Regions from separate parts of the Homo sapiens genome. Here region 1 is linked to region 2. A link is a loop called in an ENCODE intact Hi-C map of the cell type or tissue named here. Cell type or tissue: Caco-2. All regions are shown on one strand. Each heading gives the region's core, and the rest is flanking DNA. Links, peaks and the distances in the headings are about the cores only. Region 1 overlaps DLEU1 (deleted in lymphocytic leukemia 1). Region 2 overlaps DLEU1 (deleted in lymphocytic leukemia 1).

What was found. Hi-C counts contacts between places; a loop is a spot of excess contacts. Peaks named below come from ENCODE experiments on the same cell type or tissue, not always from the same donor. Only the 100,000 strongest peaks of a DNase experiment are listed, where the experiment ranks them.
Region 1: it touches region 2 in a loop (2.9-fold over the local background); 1 of 110 quality-filtered maps calls a loop at or near these places.

The regions. Positions count from the first base shown.
Region 1 is chr13:50,186,554-50,189,414 of GRCh38, reverse strand. All of the region lies in intron 2 of DLEU1 (deleted in lymphocytic leukemia 1), which reads right to left. Among named protein-coding and RNA genes, the nearest start is that of DLEU2, 62 kb to the right of the region's middle. In Caco-2, for the core only: no CTCF peak of the experiment used is centred there; a DNase peak (open chromatin) is centred at 1,834; H3K4me3 peaks cover 666 bases.
Region 2 is chr13:50,333,574-50,336,556 of GRCh38, reverse strand. All of the region lies in intron 2 of DLEU1 (deleted in lymphocytic leukemia 1), which reads right to left. Among named protein-coding and RNA genes, the nearest start is that of DLEU1-AS1, 190 kb to the left of the region's middle. In Caco-2, for the core only: no CTCF peak of the experiment used is centred there; DNase peaks (open chromatin) are centred at 1,026, 1,466 and 1,968.

The sequences.
Region 1 (2,861 bases), core at 309-2,808, 150 kb after region 2:
CTGTTAGAGATTTTATTGAGTGGATATAAGCACTTTCTACAGAAACATTTTTTTTAAAGTACATCACCTTTTCATAGAACAGAGGAAGAGCTGTCACATCAGTTGCTGATGCCAAGCACAGCAATATAAAGTATATCCCCTACGAGTTAGATGAAGCAGAGGAAAGGGATCAAGAGATTAATATACCTCTTTGACAAAAGCACCCAAAATAAATAATTTTATTATTTATTGCAATTCTCTAATGCCTTATTTTTCACTGAGCTCTAAAAACATGATCATATCCATCAAGTAATACCCATATATATGCATGGGAATTCAATTGTAATTTACATGTTCCTATACTCTCCATGGATGCTGTGATGGTTAATTTTAATGTGTCAACTTGACTGGGCCATACGGTGCCTGGACATTTGGCCAAACACTCTTTTGAGTGTGTCTATAAGAATGTTTGTGGGTGAGATTAACATTTGAATTGGTAGAGTGAGTAAAGCAGATCACCCTCCCTAATGTATGTGGGCTTCATCCAATCAGTTGAAGACTGAACAGAACAAAAAGGCTGAATGAGAGAGAATTCCTTCTGTCTGACTACCTTCAAGCTGGGACATCAGTCTTTTCCTGCTTTTGGACTCAAACTGAAATATCAGCTCTTCCTCAGTCTTGAGCCTGCAGGGAAGTTTTAGAGTAAAACTTAAGACCCATCAGCTCTCCTGGGTCCCAGTTTAACAACTCACCCTGCAAATCTTTGGACTTTTGGGACTTGTCAAGTTCTACAATCACATGAGCCAATTCCTTATAATGAATGTATTTATATACAGAGAGAGAGAGATATGTGTATGTATGTATATATGGAGAACCTATATCGCTCCTATTGTTTCTGTTCTGTGGAAAGCCCTGAATAATACAGATGCATCTATAAATTTATAGCAAAGCTGTGTAAAGGATAAAGATATGCTAAATCATCTTAGTCATTTTCCTCTCCCCTAGAGCCCTGTGTCCTGCTCTCATCCTGCTAGGAGTAACTCAAAGAATAATTTGGGGTAGAAGTCATCCTCAGACTGGAAAGCAATGAGGCACAGCACCACTACCATGCTCAGAATTAACACCTAAATTTACTACCTTTATATATGGCCTTCTGGAAGCAAATGGTTTTAAACAACTTTATTTCTAAGGAGAGACCAAAAGGAGAAGTGAGGAGTGTGGCTGTGGGCCCACTGTTTGGTAAATACTGTAACAGTAACTGTATACCTCTCCTCATAGTGACCTTACTAATTTAATGAAAGTGTGAAGGCAGATGGATCTGGTTTGCAGGGTCTTAGATGACTTTATTGAACACATCATATCAAAGTGAGAACAAGCAATATGTCTCAAGCCAAGATCAAAGAGTTTTAAATAAGCAAAATATTCCTACTAATACGAAAATTTCATTTACCAAAATTCTGGAGCAATGTGGCTTATTCTCACAAGAAAACCCACCAGAGCTAGACAGAACATGTTCCAGAGGACTGCATACACCAGGGAAGGTCAGTGTGGTGTGCAGGGGCACAAAGGATGAGAGAACCACCCAGAGTGAGGACACTGTAGGCAGAGCAAGAGAGAGATTTTCATAGCTGTCATGAGCGGAAACTGGCAAGAAGGAAAGAGGTGTCAAGGAACTGTTTAGGAAGCTTTCTGTATCCTTTCACTATATAAAATCCCTATGCAAAGCCTCCTAAAAATAAAACTTACAGCAAATATTTACATTATTCTTCAAAGTTTCTCAAGTTGGACTGTTGTTTCTTTGAATGTTAAACTACAAAGAGACTGAGCCCATACCAGGAGACCTGGCTTTGTCGGTTACACTGCATTAGACAAAGTCCATCTTCAGATTGCAACATCTTTCCCAATGCCCATCAGCACAGACCTTTCCCATCACTATAACAACCTACAATCCACTGTAAACAGTGTGGTCATCATCAAGAAAAGTGAAAGAATTGAGCTTTGGTATTTTGTGTTGTCTATTTCAGAAGTCTTTCCTTATTTTTGTCATTCTTAGTACCTTAGTATCTCAGCACCCATCAACTAACTCTAAAAACAAGACAAAACAAAAAAAAAAAGCAAATTGGGTTATGTCCAACATTTTGGCTCCAGGCATGGCTATAGGTTTCCTCTGCAATGTCTCAGACCAATAGAAAGATTACATAGACGCTATATAGCAAATGTAGAGAAGGTTACAAATCCCAGCTTAACCTACAATTTCATCACCTGAGAAAACTAGAAAATATTTTAGGTTAAAAAAGAAAAGGAAAACAGACTGTAACCAGTCTGTGAATTACCTATCACAAAAGACACTATAAAGAGGAATCAGACACTACTGTTGTATAATATCTTAGGTCACAGTTACATTCAAAAGTCAGCACTTAGGACTAAAATTACATATCTTCAAAATTAACCCTTGAAAATCCCTAAGGAAGGCACCATGTTGGAGATACATTTCTCAGTTAAGTCCAACACATCCAGATTTTCCTCCAAAGTTGGAACAAATGACTATGACTTTGGTTGAGACCAGAGAACTAGCTTCCACTTAGAGACATGTGGTATTGCCTCTCGGCCTTTTGGCTAAGATCGTGTATAGAAACTATGGCAACAAGTTGTATCAATAAATATTAGAATTATACTTGGCACAATGAAAACGTCACACTCTGAGCAGCACATGGGAACAAAAATGATAAAGGTAACAACAGGTTCTTTTCTATCATCTTCTGCATACTCTAGGGAAAACACTCACTGGCTGGAATGGAAAGCAAAATTATATCATATAACGGAATTTGTTTAAGCTACACATACATTTTTTGGAGACTTGACTGTATTCTGAAGGAAAAAAG
Region 2 (2,983 bases), core at 225-2,724:
ATGCATGCCAGCATTTCACGGGAAATATTTCACAGGCCAAAAGCCATTATTCAGTCATTTGTGGCTTTAGCCATTTAACCAGTTACTAATCCCCCTAATTGTACTATTGATAGACCAAAAGCCTATCAAGAGAGACTCTATCAAAGACTTACTGAAATCCAAAGATATGTCTATTGCATTTATTTATCAGATGAGCCATAATGCCAAAGAAGAGATGAAGTTAGTGCAGAATGACTTCTTTATCAGCAATCCACACAAATTCCTGGTGACCACTGCTTGCTTTCCTAAATGTTCACAGATCCTTTTCTTTAGAAATCTACCCTAGGAGGTAAGGAAAGGTAATATTTGATCTGAATCTTAAGAGACAAATACAATTTTCACGGGCAGAAATTGAGGGGAAAGGATATTTCAGGTTGAATAACAGAATGAACAAAATTTAGGTGGAATAAAGTACATGGCTTTGAGTTAACCAACCCTTTGCATCCATTTTAGCCCATGATGCAAAGGTGGGCTAAATGGCGACAGTGACTTCATAATGTGTAAAGATTGTTAATGCACGCAAAGGGCTTTGGAAACAAAAAGTGAGCTGGACTGAGAAAATTGCATGTTTTAGCCTTTGGCATCTTGTAATAACTGATATATTACTTTATCTTTAAATGAACCTAGAAGAATTTTAAGTATATAATTACATATTAACCTAAGCACCCCCCACAAAATTGCTTCCTAAAGGAATAATAAATTTTCAGTGACAAAATTTAATTAAAAACTCACTCTTAAGATTATAGGCAGATAAATAAAAGACCTTTAAAAGTGTTACACTTGCTGGGCGCGGTGGCTCACACCTGTAATCCCAGCACTTTGGGAGGCCAAGGCAGGCGGATCACTTGAGGTCAGGAGTTTGAGACCAGCCTAGCCAACATGGTAAAACCCCATCTCTGCTAAAAATACCAAAAAATTAGCTGGGCGTGGTGGTGGGTGCCTGTAATCCCAGCTACTCCACAGGCTGAGGAAGGAGAATTGCTTGAACCTGGGAGGCAAGGATGCAGTGAGCAAAGGTCATTCCATTTGCACTCCAGCCCTCCAGCCTGGACAATAAGAGCGAAACTCCATCTCAAAAAAAAAAAGGTGTTACACTTGAGGAATGAATTCTTCTTGCTAAGCTTTTTTTCCTAAAGCGAATTTGTTTCCCATAGGCTCGGTGACTAAATTCAGAGACTTCATGACAAAAATAATAGAAAGTGTCTGCACAGTCATTATGGGCCCTCCCTGGCTAAGTAAGAGAAGGCATACCTCGCCTTTATGCTGTCATCCCAGAGGTCAAAGGTCTTCTGTCTAGTGCACAAAGCTGGAAATTTCCAAATAATCTAAGAAAACATTCAAACAGTTTCAGACAGTTTTTTCCATTATTTACAATGCCGCCCATGATAAGATGGAAATTTTCTGAGGGTGGCGTGATAAGCTTCATGTAAGCAAGACACAGCTAATGGCTTGAAGCGTGGAATTCCAGGGCTTCCTGAACAGGCTGTTTTAGTACAATCTTCCGTTGACAGGGTTAAGCTGCTTATAGATTCCTTAGATAACATTGCAAGGCAGACAGCAGAATAGAAACCCAACTCTAATGACTCAAGACAAAAATGACAGAAAATAGCAAACTAAATACCAAAGAGCAAGGAGCTTCTGAAAGGCGAGACATTTCTCTTTCTATATCCTTCCATTTTTCTGCCTCCACTAAAGATGAAAATGGCAACAAGCTATACTGTTTTTGGTAAATTACTGGCCACACAGTCGGGTGAGCATTGTTAGACTGAATGAGCCAAACCCTAGATTTTACCAAAATTGCCAATGGATTTGAACCACGGGTTTGAGCTTCCAACAGCTGTAGTTAGTTGGCTACATGGCCATCATATTCGAGCGTGTCTGCTCATGGTCACAAGACAGGAGGCCACAAGGATGGTGCCACTGAGCCACGCCTGGAAGGCGAGAGAGCTGTGTGCGAGCTCCATGCTTGCTGTCGGCTGCCCTTACTCAAACTGCCTCTCCTCTGGGCATCAGAAACCCCTCTACAAAGCTGGCCAAGAGGCAGGCAGGGGCTCATCCTGATATCTAGTCCTCACTAGCTCAAATTTTATAAAAACAGGAAACAAAAATCCTAGAAAAGTGCAAGTTCCTATTTTCACAAGATTTCTCAGGCTATTTTACAGTTTCGAAACACTAAGCTGGTGTCTAAAACTACAAGAACACAGAAGTGTTAAAACTGCCAGACACTTGAAAGATCATCTAGTTCAGAAAGTCCTTATACAAATAAGGAAGTAGAGGCCCTCAGAGGGGAGGTAACTAGTAAAGATCATGGTGCTGGTGGTGGAGCCAGGCTTCAGATTTCCAATCCAGATCTTTTTTTCTCTATGCTATGCTGTGTCCTTTGTTTTTTGTTTTGTTTTGTTTTGTTTTGTTTTGTTTTGTTTTGTTTTGTTTTGTTGAGACAGAGTCTTACTCTGTCGCCCAGGCTGGTGTGCAATGGCATGATTTTGGCTCATTGCAACCTCCACCTCCCGGGTTCAAGAGATTCTGCTGCCTCAGCCTCCTGAGTAGCTGGGATTACAGGTGCCCCCCACTACACCCAGCTAATTTTTGTATTTTTGGTAGAGATGGGGTTTCACCATGTTGGCTAGGCTGGTCTCAATCTCCTGACCTCAGGTGATCCACCCACCTCGGCCTCCCAAAGGGCTGGGATTACAGGCATGAGCCTGGCCCTCCTTTGAGGATCAAGGGGAAGTGGAAAAATTCTACCATCTAAATATCTCCTGAATGTATTCCTCTCTAGCTCAAATGATACTACCTTCCACATTTTTTTTTTTTTTTGAGACAGGGTCTCACTTTCTCACCCAGGCTGGAATAAAGTGGCATGACCATAGCTCACAGCAGTCTCGACCTCTTAGGTTCAAGTGATCCTCTTGCCTCAACCTACCAAGTAGCTGGAACTATA